2 separate regions of the Mus musculus genome follow, and region 2 is linked to region 1. Evidence: chromatin loops called from intact Hi-C (ENCODE). Cell type or tissue: left cerebral cortex. All regions are shown on one strand.

The links. Peaks named below come from ENCODE experiments on the same cell type or tissue, not always from the same donor. Only the 100,000 strongest peaks of a DNase experiment are listed, where the experiment ranks them.
Region 2: it touches region 1 in a loop (3-fold over the local background); 2 of 42 quality-filtered maps call a loop at or near these places.

What each region holds. Positions count from the first base shown.
Region 1 is chr3:35,319,517-35,327,516 of GRCm38, forward strand. Gm35425 (a long non-coding RNA gene) reads left to right here. Exons shown (of 5, transcript XR_880765.2): 1 at 1-119; 2 at 2,886-3,172; 3 at 4,847-5,669. Among named protein-coding and RNA genes, the nearest start is that of Gm35425, 5.1 kb to the left of the region's middle. In left cerebral cortex, a CTCF peak has its summit at 4,397 (motif pointing left); DNase peaks (open chromatin) are centred at 4,371 and 4,846; H3K27ac peaks cover 677 bases.
Region 2 is chr3:35,221,777-35,229,776 of GRCm38, forward strand. No RefSeq gene overlaps it. Among named protein-coding and RNA genes, the nearest start is that of 1700017M07Rik, 50 kb to the right of the region's middle. In left cerebral cortex, no CTCF peak of the experiment used is centred here; DNase peaks (open chromatin) are centred at 707 and 3,710.

The sequences.
Region 1 (8,000 bases):
CTGACAGCTTGACAACTGACAGGAAATAGACTGGTCTGCAAACTTCAGAATAAACTCGGAGTGACTTTTTTTTCCTTTTAAGTCAATTGATCCAATGCTGTGACACTCCCTGAGTCGTTGTAAGTATTTCCCTCTCTCAAAATATATCATATGATTATCAAACACATCTTTGTGGGGGATAGGGGTGGCTCATAACAGCTTTATCATTTCCCTCACCAAAGTGTGTATAGTGTCAAGTACACGCAAAAGATATGGGGCCGGAGATCTCCTTAACCAACTGGGGACTGTATCAAACATGAAGAGGAATCAGTGTGAGAACTGGTGTGAGCTCTCTGTAGAAAGCACACAGCCACGCTCAGATATGTAATTCGGGAAGCAGGCATGGAAGAGGTGAGGCAGTCCTGGGGATAGTGTTCTATAGTGACTGATGAGAAATAAATCCACCTTGGATATATTATTTCATGATCCCAGTATATATATACACACACACACAAACACACATCTGACTGCTGCTCCCCTTAAGACATGGGTCCAGTTCAAGATAAGCAATTTCAATATGAAAAGCTTCTAACACACAGATAAAAATGATTTAGGTCTTCCAGGTGTGCCATAATTCTTGGCAGGGAAAAAAAAAAGTTCACTCTGGGTGTATAATCTCTTAAAGAAATTTGTTGTCAGAGCTGGATGAAACCATCACGTTAGAAAAATAGAAGCTCAGCTACAAACAAAGTGTAAGGTGCGATGGTGGAACTCTCTGCTGCATGAACTCCCTTTTGCTTATGTAAACACTGCTGGATTTGGGCATCATTTCAAAAGAGGTACAGCTGAGCATGTAGGAGCCTATAGAAACAGGACAGACTCTTGGTGGGAGGTTTGGGGTGGGGTTCTAGTGCCAAGCCAGAGTCTAATGCCCAGACAAAGGAAGAAAGAAGATGCATTTTATAGCTTACAGATTTTTTTCTTTCTGTCTTTTTTTCCCCCCTCTCTCTCTCTTAAGGCAGCAGACCAACCAAATAACTCAATCAACAACAACAAAACTGAGATGCGCCGTGCAGTGGGAAATGTTATAACAACTTGAATAACGAAGAGGCCCCCGAAGGAGTGGGAATGTAGGCGAAGGGGGAAAGGCCCATATTATGGAATATTTAAACACTGTAATTCGATGCACATTTATTAATTGGCTGCTTTTTAAGAGATCCTTATTTATGGCAGGTCTAGGAACAATATAGCAAGCACAGAGCTCTCATGGCTTGTTGTGCTTTCCATATGTTCAGATGAAATGAACATCACATCTAATAGTGGTGCTCCCTGCTCTTGAAGTGTCTGCCAGTACCACATCCCTTGGGAGCTGTTACCACCAAATTAATATCCTGTGGGTCACTTAACTAAAAAAACCACATTATAGAGGCATTATGTGATTAGATGTACTGCTTTTACAAGGCGGTTGGGGTGTGTACTTTGCCTCTGCTCCAGAAAGGATGGCAGGGCTCATATACATAGACCTCCAAGCCAGAGTCTCTGCGAGGCCAATGACAGTACAGACACATGTCCAAAAATGTGACCTCCATTCGCTGTCAGAAGCTGCTTTTACAAGATCAACCAGGGTGACTTGCTTAGTAAGAAACAGACCTGAACAGCTGGTGGGGATTAGCTGCTCTGAAGGGAGGTGTTTTCTGTCTCTATCAGGCCAGCTTGTCACCAAATGCTTATACTAAGTACAGGGCCATGGGATGCTCCAGTGGCTCAGTGAATCAGCGTGGGCTGCTTACACAGAGCCATACGGCGACCATAGTGCCCTATCAAAGCTAGGATCTACCAGCCAGAAAAGACTAGGGCTGTGAATTTGAAACGTGTCCTTTAGTCTCCACCCAAACAGCTGGAAGTATGTTTTGTTGTTGTTTGAGTTCTGAAGGCATCTGGCAGCAGCACACCAGGCAGTTCTAGCAGGAGATTCAGTTGGGTCAAGTGCCGTGGCTGCAGGCAGTATAGATGAATAGCTCCTCCTTAAGCTCACTCTTGAGTCTCTCAGGAGATAATTCATGTATGCATCTTTCAGATGGCAGCCAAAGAGGGTGCAGGCTGCCCTCAAGAGGGGAGCAAGCCTCAAAAGCATCTAGGAGGGACACTAAGGGCTAGACATATGTTTGAGTAGGACTCTGGGATATCTGTGGTTACATTCCCAATCAAGTAAAGATGATGTCTTTCTTGATTGGGAAAACCATGCAGTAGTTACTTTTGCTTTTTACTGGGTTGGCCCTGAGTACATATTATAACTTGATGGCTTGCTTAAGAGATTTTTTTTTTTTTTGGTTGTTGTTGTTCAGCCATCTAGACTGCCAGTGGATACTGTCACTACAAAGCATACTGATCAGCTGTGAGCTACAGTCTACACATAGAAGCAAAAGAACTTCTGGGGGTTGAGGTGGGCAATGAAGTAGGAACAGAATTTCTCATCAAAGCATTAAATTCTTGAACAGCTCTTTAAAAACATCATCAAATATTTACTCTCCAGAGAAAGTAGAATTTTATAGAAGAGAGGCATCCTGAGGAGTTGCTTTTGGAAGCCCTGCTTACAGGTTTAAGTAGACAGGGTCTCCACTCTGCCTATCCATGGTTGCTCATTATTCCTCAGCCTGATATCACAAAGAAACCATGTGAAAAGGAGCCTGGCAGGGTGGATTGTGTTCTTTCTATCCTGTCTTGCCAGCTGCCACGTTTCTGAACTGCCAGGATTCTCAGTCTCAGCCGTGTATCTCTCTCTCTCTCTCTCTCTCTCTCTCTCTCTCTCTCTCTCTCTCTCTCTCTCTGTGTGTGTGGGGGGGGTGTAATTGTAATGGGATTCTAATATTTACCCAAAGATTAATAATTAGTGAAACAAATTTCAGTTTCTTCCATTTGTATCCTGAAACTGGTAACAAGTGGAGACAACTCCTGACTTGGATTAATTAGACATGAGGATGTCAAGAGCTACTCAGAAGATCTCAGGGCTTCTCCAGCCACCCTGCCCAAAAGGTCATAATGCTATGCCACCCATGATCCCCAAGGCTGACGAGAAGAGCTGTGTTCAAGAAGAGGAACACGTGGAGCACCATGACTGACGAAGGAGACACAGATGTAAAAATGGCAGCAGGGTAGAAAGCAAAGGTGGAAACGCTACATTGTGGACTTCTGAGTGAGTATTTGTGACTTGGGATTTTGGAGGTTTTCACTCATCGCAGAACTGGGCTGTTGATGGAAGTCTGTGACTGTGAAGTTGACCCTAAAATAAAACTATTTGAACATATAACGTCTATTTAAAAAAAAAAAACTTCATGATAAACATCTCCTATATTTACTGATATTCCCAAAAGGTAACAGAGCACCAAGTACCGTGTGCACTTTGGGTGTCACCTTCCCCTGTGTTCTGAGGCCAATTAAGTCCCCCAGTTGACACTTACCAAGTGTCTGATCACCAACATGTGCAGCCTTCAGTCTGCCTGAGACATCATCTGTCCCTCACCCTTTCCAAGCATGCACTTAAGTTCCAAAGCAAACACTTTCTTCAATGTCAGTGCCCATGAGATTTTACTTGTGATTCTGTGCTGTGAGTGGTTGCTAAGAGATGGGAGGAGAGTCACAAACAAAATAGGAGTGCATAAGCCTCCAGTGAACACTAAAAGTAGGCTGTCAACAAGACTGTACTTTCCCAAGGATGATCGCTGTGTACTGCAATATAAATGCCACTCTACCGCACAGCAACTGCCCACGGTCCCCCACCGCCCCAAACTGTGGCCCTCTGTCCACAGTCCCTTCCATCACTCTCTTAAAAACAAAGCCCAGGTATGCAATTCTCTCTGCAACCTTCCATACTTCCATTAAGCTGGCTGACTTTAAAGTCGCTGTGCATATTGGAAACTGTTTCCTGCTAAGGGAGCGGAAGTGGCCATCACACCTTTAATTGGACGGCCATTTGAGGATGAAGACTAGGTCAGAATCAGGTGCAGGGCATCTATTTGGGACAGCTCCAAGCTCCGCAGTCTTGCGCACCTTGGTACCCACATACCCCAAACGGGGCAAGAACAAGAAGATGAAAGCTGTGCACCCCCAACCCCAACCCCCACCCCCAGGGCAAGGACTGTAGCCTGCAGGAGGACAGAATTTGTGACCTGTTTTCAAACAAGCCAGCAGAAGCAAGAATACAGTCATTCCGCAGGCAGAAACTGTAGGCTACTTTTCGCCCACCTTCAACACCGTAAACTAGGATTTCAAACCCTTCAGAGCTCTCCTGTTTCCTTCCTCTTGCCTGTTCTGTTTCTTGCTTCTTCACAAGTGTCCACAAAAAACAGCTCCGTAGCTGGATCCTAGAGAGGCTGGACTCTGCCAAGGTTTGCTAGTCTCCCCGACTCCCCCTGCTGGTGGGTTTAACTACAACCCAAACTCAAAAAAGCAGCTGTCCAAAATATTTTTCAAGTCAACTCCCATGATAATAGAGTAAATCAGAAAGGGAAGAGAAAAGAGAACACCGAAGGAGTTCAACTCATGCTCTAGGCTGCCTTGCATGGTGATTGATGTGAGCCGGTCATGCACTGTGACAGACGGGAGCTGGAGGCTTAATATCCTTTCGGAAACTAGCCTTGGGATCAGGTTTGTAAAATATAAAATAGATAAGTTGCTTTTAAAAGTTCCCTCTATCCTTTTTGTTCCCACACTCTTCTTCATGTTTGTGGCTTGCAATATTTCCCTCGGTCTCTAGACATCTACTTAATAAGTACCAATAAAGACCGCGTGTTAGCCTCAAACAGTGGTAGCGGTTCCCGCCTGCTAATTACTTCTTTTGCACTGACTGTTTCCGCCCTCTCATCAACAGGAGCTTTGGTATAAAGGGCGATGAAGGAGAACTCGCCGAGGCCAGCCGAAGCCAGCCTGCTGAATGCTGCTGTAATTACACAGTAGCCTGGAGTAGCTCTTCTCAAATCAAATTATGAGCCTGGATTACCTAAAACTCTCAGGGCACCGTCCAGGTTTTCATTTGTCTGGAGGTTGCTGTCAGCAAGCAGGTTTTTTTTTTTTCCTTCTCATTATTCTTTGCAAGGATTATCAAGGCCCCACTTCCGAGGCAGTATCCCAGAGCTAGGAGACTCTGGGAAGAGGGCCGTTTTCTCACAAGGCTTGTCTCCCTGTGCACTTATCGCTTACTTTTCAAAAGTATAAAAGGAACAAAATGAAAAGAAACTCTTTTTTTCCGTGTTTCATACTTTTCTATCATTTGCATATCAAAGTTTATGTCCAGCTGAGTTTACTCATGATTCTTTGGCAAATATTTATGCTTTGTTAATGTCTCAACCACCTATACAGCAATTAGAACAAGAGTCAACAGGCTCAACCATATTTGGATCATTGTTTGAACACCTGACTGTCCCCTGGGAAGTGTGCACTGCACTAGAAATAAGAGGAATATGAAGATCATCTAGAGGTCACGGCTCCTGGAGTAGAGGCTCCCTACAGTGTGTGGCCCTGTGACACTCCTTTAAGCTCTCATTTTCTCCATGGACAGCCAAAGATACGGAACTTCATCATTCTAAAGGCTTCCGTTCTTCTAGTCTCACCTGTGAACACAGCACCTATGTATTGTTTAAGCAATTCTTGTGCCTTATCGGAAAAAGTAGGATTTTAACTTCCACAGCCAACAGGTATGCAAAGGGAGATAGCCATCCATTTCTTAAGTGGTTTAAATTTTTATTAAACCAAGACTTGGTGTTCTTGAGATGCAACTGAGAGATAAATCAACAGCTTAGACCATTGCTAACTTTTAAAGAGTGTCCTCACTCGGGAGGCAGAGGCAGGTGGATTTCTGAGTTTGAGGCCAGCCTGGTCTACAGAGTGAGTTCCAGGACAGCCAGGGATACACAGAGAAACCCTGTCTCAATAAATAAATAAATAAATAAATAAATAAATAAAAAAGAGAGTCCTGGGGTACAAATCCCAACTCTGACAGGATCTGTGAGCTGTAGAGGTATAATTTGGAGTGTCTGAGATTTCTAAAGTTGCTTCCAACATAGAAATGACAACTCAAGAAGGGGGTTGTGGGGATACAAGCAGTTTGCTGGGCATTGTCGACCAAGCAGATCTCTGTGAGTTCGAGGCCAGCCTGGTCTACAGAGTGAGTTCCAGGGCAGCCAGGGCTACACAGAGAAACTCTGTCTCAAAAAGTATACCTATATCTATGTCTACATCTACATCTATATGAATATCACACACAACCAAGTAGTCACACTCCAAATATAGCAGTCCCTCAAGGCAAATGAATATTGGTCTAAATACTGAAAAATTCTCTCTGGTCTGGGTCAGCCTGTGTTCAGAAACTTTCCATTATGGTACAGAGGTTTAAGGTGGGCACAGGGTTAGGAAATGCAAGAGCATAGCTATTGGGGATCAAAGGGGAAATTTTCAGACATGATCATTACAGTAATACACTATATAGAACAAGACAATTTAGTAAGTTAGTGCTCCAACAGATCCAAAGATAATAATAACATGTTTTTAATGTAATAACTTAATCTGAAAAGCATTTTAAACTAAACTATTAGCTGTATTTGCATTTTTAAAAAAATCATGAGATCATACTTAATATTTTAAAAATCTCTCATTAGACATTAGAAAATGAACTGACCCTTAGAATTAGCGCTACTTGAGAACGAAAGGACTTCATTAACAATGCAACGTTAATTCTGCTTTTAATACTATTTTTCTTTATTTAAAAAATTGTAACTTGAGAGTTAGCACCTTTTAAGTTCTTGTGTAGTCACTAAACTCAGGTCCCACACACAAGACTAAGCCACTCTCAGGAAGATACCAAGAAAGCAGTGTTCAGGGCGTGACATGGTAATGTGGCCAGTGAGGATGTGGTTTTCACTGTGGGCCGTCGTCATCCTTTGTGGCATTAATGGAGATGGATTGGTAATGAAATGCCATTTGGGAAGGCGTCGAGTAAGCATATTAGAGAGGATTTTTATTTCCACGGGTAAAGTAACCGGAATCTGATTGCTGGTCTTTAAGTCAAACATGAAGTCCTGGCCGCGGGATCTCCTCATAACATCCGTAGAGCTTTAAACCCTGCTTTACAAACTGGAAAAATTTCAAAACTATCACATCTCTCCCATTTGGCTTTGCTCATAACCAATGTGTTTCTCCTTGAGTTGTGGTCAGAGCAGGAAGTGTTACCAGCAGAATTATGCAGTTCCTGTCCTTGTCCCAGGACAGGAGCCCCTTCCTTCTCACTGGCTGGGAGTGAGTCAGACTGCTGCTGTCATAAATGGGCACATATGGATGGAAACGCGCTAAATGTGACTGGTGGACAGCATTGTTGTATAGACATGTACGATGTATCTATGATCACTATTTTATAGACATCTGTGTCAACATGGAGAGTCAGCCCATAAAGGGAAGTGCCACTCGGTGTAAGACCAACCTTTCCATACCTCCCTTTCCAGTCAGTACCATGCTCTCAAAACTGTCTCCTGAGCAGCCCTGTAAGACTGTCTGTCTCATGTGGAATGCTGGTTACACACCCAAACCAAAGCACACTCAGCCACTGCTGTGATCTTCCTTCCTTATTAACACAAATCCCGTAGTTCTTAACGTCGCTCACCCCATTTCCCTATCCACCGGTGATACTATGCCATCCACTTCAGTGGGTCTACACTTTTAACAGGATGAGAGTAGTACCTACCACATTTGTAGTCACGGGCAATTAGATGCTATTATTATTACTGATTTGCTAGGTATTCAAACCTGTGTCTGCCATTAAGCTTTCTTTTGTTAAGGACCTTCTACGATAATAAAGTCTTGAAACCATGAAATGGTCTTCTCTCTCTCTCTCTCTCTCTCTCTCTCTCTCTCTCTCTCTCTCTCTCTCTCTCTCTCCCTGTGTGTGTGTGTGTGTGTGTGTGTGTCTGTGAGATCTCTTCAGAGGGGTTCCAAGGTTTTATTTCCAAGATTCTCAGGACAGTGCATCTGAGGTT
Region 2 (8,000 bases), 98 kb before region 1:
CGTTTCTACTACATAAGTACATTTCTAAACTCTGAACTCTGCTAAACTTCAGTTTCAACTTTCACCCTAATACACATTTCATTCCTGATTAAGAATAGTCATACTGTGCATTAACAGATTTTTACTTAGAGTGTTTCTCCATACTAAGAGCACCTATGGCATGATGAAAACTCAGGACAGAACTCACAAACAAATCATGCTAAGGTGCATGCAGTATCAAATACTCTCCCTGCTTGGATCCTCCAGGGAAGGTCATAGCTACTTCCTTTACTGTCAATGTCCTGAAGCTCTGGACCAGTAGGGACACTCTGCATCAATTTCCTCCACAGGACCACTCCTCTTCATTCATGTTTTCATACTTGCATCTCTACCATCTCATTTAAATAGAAGATGTGGGGCTTTGGAAGGAATTCCCCATATAATAGTCCAAAACAGAAACCATTTACAGGTTTGTGAATCTAGAGTAGAGAAAGCATGGCTCTTATTGGGACAAATGGCTGTGCTATCTATTTTTTTTCCAGTTTAGAAATAAATTGGGAGCGGTAGCAAGGGCTGTGCTTGGAGACTGTGCTTCTCTCACAGCTCAGCCCCAGCTTTCTCAAAATTCCTTTCCAGTCAAATTCTCATCATCAAGGTGCCTGGCAACCAGATCTGGCTTCATACAGTTCTTCAGAGAGTCTCTATTCCTGTCTGTCACACACTGGAGTGAGAAGCCAGGCAAATGCCATAAACCACTCAGAAGCCTTTCAGTCCCCCTCCCCCCAGGGTGACCAACAAATCTGTTCCTATTGGGATTCCTGTTAAACCCTTATAAATACTGCTCGGTCCTCCATGGCCATTTATGAGACTTCTACTTGGTTTTTGAAATGCTCTCTAGCCTTCTTGCTTTTATCTTTCCTTCCCTCTTATTGATTTTTCTCCTTAAGACTTTAATTCACTCTTCTGCAGTTGCTGCAGTCAAGAGCAAAATTCTGCAGATCACATAGAGATAACATTCTCACCCAGGCTGGGTCACACACATCTCACACAAGAATACCAGCTTCCTGCAGATAACTGGTCCTTTCCTGCTTTCCAAACCCTTTTGGCCTCTCTTTTCATTTCCCTCCTCTCCTTTACTATTTGAGACTTAATCTTACTTCAGTTTTATTCTTCACGCTGAGCTCATCTGAAATGTGCCAATAATTGCTACCAGCTAAATCTGGCCTCATCATTCTGAAAATTCCTCATTGAAATCAGCCCCGTGGAACAGGGATCCGGCCACTTCCGCAGGTTAAAATGACATCTGGGTTGCAGCCTCCCTGGTAGAGTGTATAATGCATGTGTAGATCATTCTTGTTCAGTTATATTTCGAGAGACAAAGGCATATAGAACTTAGCAAAATGAGCTAACAAAATGTTATTTAATTTGGTGAAAATTTCATGTAAGTAGCAATTAAATCAACGCAGAGGTTAAGGGTAGATAGAATGAACTTGGACACCATAGAGCAACTTTCTCTGTTTTCCGGATAAGTGTTTACTAAATTCAACAAATATTTCCTGAGTTCTTAGAGTGTTTGTCTCCCTCAAGATCATCTTTGTCACAGTGTGTGTGTGTGTGTGTGTGTGTGTGTGTGTGTGTGTGTGTGTGTGTGGTGTTATAAACATGCAAACAAAGGAGAGAAACCCTGGTTGACTATGTAGGTAGTAGAGGGCATTTCCAGAGGGAGTTGCCATTTGATAATTCAGAGAAGACTATTACTTTTGCTTTTTTCAATGTCTAGCTTCATCTCCTAAGCTAAGTTATCAATAGAATTGTCACATTAACTCACCAGTAGTCCTGTCATTTACAAAGCGCTGGCAGCATTTCACAACTTATTTTAATTTTCCTCCAAATATGACTGAGGATTAGAGACAAGAGAGGAGATGCAAGCCACACTCACAAAGAACTTAAAACAGACCTCTGGGTTCATCTTTACATCCTATTTCCCTTCTCAGTGCACAGGTATTAACCCTGTGCTCAGATCCAGTCCCCTACTGTGAAAACTTAGTGCCCAAGGAAAGCTCGAGCTTCTGGGTTGAGGAGATGCCTCAGAGGAATAAAAGCACTTGGTATGCAAACATGAAGGTCAGGGTTGGAAACTGAGTACCCACTTCAAAAGCCATGTATGAATGGACAGTTGCCTACAACCAAAGCACTTTGGGGACTAGAGACAGAAGACACAGCTCTTTTGATATCATTGACATCTGAAGACCCCACCCACCCCACCCCACCCGCCTGTGGGAGAATGGCTTCTTCAGCCATATCCACAGGGCACAGAGGAGGAGCTGAGCCCAGATGGAGGGAGCACCCATTTGATTGGCAGAGAAGCAAGTGGGTGTTAATAATCTATCTCTTCTATGTTCTGAGCTCTTAGACCTTACACAAGCTCCTGGCTTTCATTGTTTGTTCACCTTACTAGTTAAAATAATTAAATTAATAAATCGCTATGTGCATGAACTCGTAATTTAGACTACTGATCTTTTGCAATTTCATTTAACCTACAAAACAACAATGTTCAAAATCTGAGGCACTGAGGCTGATAGAGAGTTATCCACGATGTCAGAGCTGGTTCCAAGACTCATGCCAGCCTCACAGTTACTCTGGGGTCTAAATAATAGTCACTGCCTCTGGCAGGGGGGTAGTGCTCCCCTTGTCTGGGCCCAGCTCCTAATTCCTTCCACTGTGGATGTGGTTGAAGAAGCCATTCTCCCACAGAAGGAAGCCCTTCTGTGGTAAATGATACAATAAGAGCTGTGTGGCAAGGCCAGCATTTTCCCCAAGCCCTCTCCCGGTCCATTCAGAGAACAACACAGCATCTCAAAAGCCTACATCTCTCTCCACTTCTATTTTTGTGTTCATTTTCTGGGCGTAGAATGAGTTCAGAGCACATTGATTGTTTATGATTTCCAAATAACAAATGGGCAATCCCTGCTTCATCCAGTCAGGTCTAAGATACAAGCAGCACTGGCATGTGCCCCGTGCTTACCCTGCCAGCCCTCTATGAGTGGATTTCTATGTGGTTCTTAGGCAGAGTCAATGATGGGATAAGAGCTGGTATCTCACTCTGTTCCAGATACCACCAATCGAAGAGCAAGGCCCATAATGTCACATGATTGGAAAAGAGAGGAGCTGAAGAGAGAAAAAGAAAAAGAAAGAGAAGGGGGAGGTAGAGGAGGAGAAGCCGAGGTGATGCAGACGGAAGCAGAGCAGGAGACAGAAGAGGAGGCGCAGGAGAGAAGGAGCAGGAGAGGAAGAGCAGGAGCAGGAGGAGCAGGAGAGGAGGAGCAGGAGAGGAGGAGCAGGAGCAGGAGGAGGAGCAGGAGAGGAGGAGCAGGAGCAGGAGGAGCAGGAGAGGAGGAGCAGGAGAGGAGGAGCAGGAGCAGGAGAGGAGGAGCAAGAGAGGAGGAGCGGGACAAGGGAGGAGGTGAAGGGAAAAGAGCAGGCAAAGGAAGAGGAGAGAGGAGGAAGTGTGAGAAGGGCAGAAGGAGGAGGCACAGGAAGAGGTAGAGGATGAGGAAGGAGCTTTTGGCAGAATTCCAGGTTCGGGGGCTCTAGCTCCACGGAACTTGGGGAATAAAAATCAGGCTTTGGGCTGTCCAGGTTCCAAGTCACAGGGCCTCCATAGCTGGCAAGCATCAAGCCGGAAACTCTGCTGAATAGAGCCCTAAATGTTTTTTTGTTTGACATTCATGCTTAACAGAAAATGATGAATCCATTAGCAACCCCTTCCGTTGCCAAAAGAAACAGACTCGCACTCGGCGATTGCTTTCACCGCGCTATCAAGCCACCACATGCTCGCCTCACAGAGCTGACAGTCATCCATCACTTTCAAATGGGTTTAGAGGTACAGTTGTCTTTGTGTGAAGTGTGTGGACGAGTCAGCATGAATGGGGCTCATTAAAGCAGACTGACCCAAACAGTTTAAATGGGACTCGCAGTAGGGGGAGAATGTTTTATTTGAGGTTTGTTTGGAATTATTTTGAAGTTTGTCACTAATTTTAAAAAACAATGGGCTCATTTTCCTAACTCCTTTTTCATCCCTAAGATGTGTTCGAGAGAACAAATAGCTATATTATGCACTGACTCAAAAACATGCTCTTTGGGAAATGAATAAAAAGATCCTATGATTATGAAATTTCAAGAGTTCCCTTGTGCTCTAGAACAGGGCAAATTGAAACGACTCCACAAAGCACTGCCAAGTTTCTCTCTCTCTCTGCTCAGCCCCTTTCTGCCAGTCCATAAATGGCATCTTTGAATATCATCTTTGGACCTGTTTTTTATCATCTCAGATGGCCTCCCAAGGAATGCATTCCAAAGTCTGTGATTCCAAAGATGGATTAAATCCTCCATAAAATGGGTTTAAACATTGGGAGGGAGGCACCTGGCTGTACACATCTGGGCCTTACAGAACACCACGGGATTCTGAATACTTCAAGATGTTCAATAAGGTGTTCAATGTGTTGAATATGACCAAACCCATCTTCAGTGTGAGCCTGTGGAATCTCTCTCTCTCTGTCATTCTTTCTCCCTCCCTCCCTCCTTTACTCCCTCCCACCTTCCTCCCTCCCACCCTCACTTCTCCTTTCCACCCTTCCACTCTAAATTGCTATTAAATTCATGTAGAAATGTAAATAGGAAAAATCCTGACCCAAGAAGATTATGCATTTCAAGAAAGGACAAAAGTAATGTCTTCAAGGACCTTGACCTCTTTGCTACATCAGTTATGACCTTAGCTACCTGGGTTCAGTAGATTGAAGGCACATAGTGGAGTCATAAGGTGGACCGTGTGTTCACAGGAGTGAGTTTAGTAAGACCAAAGAGATGTCACTGTTTTTCAACCATCAGAAAAACATTTTAATATTTGAATGTGAAGTTGTGCTAGTATATATTGTATGGATCCTAGCATTATTTCCAAAATCTTATTCACTTATTCACTGAGACATTCATTAATGTCAAGGACCCAGGAAATCACTTGGGCTTCAGGCTGGCTCTCCAGGATCCCCCTATTCCCATGTATGCCCAAGGCAGCCCAGCTGAGACTGCTGAAGTCTTTGCCACAGCAATGGATCATTGTTGAAAGAGAGATGCAAACTAAACTACAAAGATAAAATCTCATTAATTATGGTATTATAAATGTTCTATAATAAGGGTAATTTCTTAGTCTTAACCCCTAATATTCCCCCAAAACATTGAACTTTCTAAACGCTGTCAGCACATTTACTGCATAAAATGTGTACGTAGTATGTGCACTTGTCTGGTTTCACATCTTTACTGTAAGAAGCTAAAATGAGTTGTCACAATGATTTGACTAAATTAACCAGTGTAGTCATTGCTTGCCACCATGATTCCCCTCTCAAGAATGTTCAAGGCGGATATTAAAATACACATTTGCACTTGAAATGTCAAGTAAAACGAAGAAAATTCTTAGGACCCTGTGGCTCTAACCCACCAACCATCCATTCAAATCAACTCTTGTCTCCCTAAGACTCTTGATCAAGTTGCTAAGTGGCCTGACAAGCAACAAACCCACAGGAGGAAGGAGGAGGAACAGGAAGAGTCCAGAACCTCATTCTCTCTAGAAACAGGTGGCCATCTCATGGCTCAGGACACCTCTGGGGTCAGAGTCAGCAAGTATAAAATAGAAAGGACTGTAGAGTGTATGGCTTTTAGAGGGAGAGAGGCCAAACGCAGTTTCCACTGGAAGCATTTCAGAACAGCAGGGAAAGCGCCGGGGAGCTGGCCCACAAACATCATGATCTGAAGTTCATCTCCAGGAACCACGTTGCACAAAGTTCCACATGGTAGTGTGTGCTTGGCAGCCCAGTGCCGGAGAGGCAGAGACAATCCTTTGGACGCACTGGCCAGCCAGTCAGGCCTAGTTCCCAAGTTCCAGGACAGTGAGAAGCAATGTCTTAAAACAAAACAAAACAAAACAACCCAAAAAACAAAAACAAACAAACAAATAAACAAAGTGGTCAGGATCTGCATGGAGCCCCAGGAGGGATGGTACTTGAGATTTTCCTAAGTTTCTGCAACCAGCAACCAGCACACACACACACACACACACACACACACACACACTCACTTACATGCATCCACACCTCACCACACACACGCCTAGAAACACACAAACATACATGTGTTATACACACACATACACACAAGCTTGCACCCACACTTAAAATGCACTTCCTAGATAAAGAATGCATAGGTAGACCAGAAGGGATAGAAAGATTCTAAAGGTGCTGTGAACTGAAGTGCAGCTGCCCACTGGTACAGAGGCCTACATGTCTGATCACAACTTCTGCACCAAGGCAAACCTTTGCATTTAAACTGTAAGTTCTATCTTACTTACAATTACTTCCTCAGTGCATAGGTGATCAGATGACGCCGTAGGTGTTTAGTGACTGACACCATAGCCCCCTGCACTCATACAGTTTCTTAACAGAAGAGAAAATTCAGGCTTGAGAATTTGACTGTGGATTGGTATCTCAGCACTTTTGCTGAGACCTCAGACAAATTAGCATCCCGGACAGCTCATAAAACAACATCCAGGAAGGTGGTAGATAATAAATGAGATGTTTTTACAATAAAGGTCAAGAATGGAAATTAGTATAAAAGTGACCTCTTGTTGCCTGGTCCCATTTTCAGGGGGACCATCCTTTTGTCAACCAAAGATAGTAATGACTGGATCTCTGGGCTGTGTGTTGCCACAGACTGGATTTAAGTCTGAATGGTGGCCTGGCAGCCTCAGGCTTGTGGTGCCCTCTGCTCTTAACCATGTAGTCTGTGCCATCCTGCCTGTGCCTGCCTCCCACCACAGTATCTTCTGAGAGTCCTAGAATGTGGGCAGCCAATCCCCAACCTACTGCTGCCACCTGCTAACCATGTGAGTTCTCTTTCAGGCAGGAGTGAGGACCAACAGTGGAGCAAGTTACCAAATCTCCTTGACTCATGGCTTGCAATAAGTAAGTAAGTAAATAAATAAATAACAAAAACAAACAAACAAACAACAACAAAACCCTTCATCTTTGGTGTTTGCAGTGGATAGCTACAAGGAAAGACAGGAGAAAAACATATGATCTAATAATAGAAAATTTCATTAATCATTTATAAAATTGCACTCACTAAGAGCCCATTGTAACCTCAACATGGTGACACACAGCTATGATCCAAACACTGGGGAAGCTAAGGCAGACAGATCACTAGTTCCATGAGCTAGCCTGGACTACATGGCTGGACACTATGTAAAAATGACTAAGATAAGTGTCAGTTCTACTGTGAAGTAGTTACAGGTGGGATAGAGGTTTTGTTGGCTTCTTACACCGTTTTCTGCAATTTTCTTTACTGGGCCCTCAACCCCTTGAGCTTTATTAATTTCTTAACTAAATGTTTATGAAGTATTTCCTATGAATTGAGTACAAAGTAGCTTTGTTACAATCTCTGATTTAGAGGTTTTGGTATCCCTACTTTCTGCTTTGGGTTTAGTGGCTCTCAGGTACAGCGTGCAACAGACTTCCTGCACCTGGACACACGGGCTTTGGAGCTCTCCTAAAGAGGGACTGGAAATATGTACTTTTAAACTATGGGTAGGATTGTCAAGGAAACACTCTGAGTCCCCTGGCTATAGACTGTCCCTCTAGTCCATATGTCATGATCACACTCCAGAGCCACCACCAACCTGTCTCCAGAGAATTGAAACCTGACCAAAATCTTTCAGATCTGCCCCCAAAGATCCCACTCTCATTTCTCATTTGGGGGGCATTAACCTGCCTCCCACGGTAAAGTTGATCCCTAGCCGGGTTTAGCTTTGCTGCACCGAGTGGAAATGGCCTCTTTGCAGCTCCTTTGAAAACTTTTTTGTTAGAAAAGGAGAGAACACCTGTGGTGTTTTGTAAGTATGGTAAAGACTCACAGTGCACGGCACAAGCCCTCGGGGGCACAGGAGAAGGTGCTGCCATCGGAGCTGCTATAAAGCACCC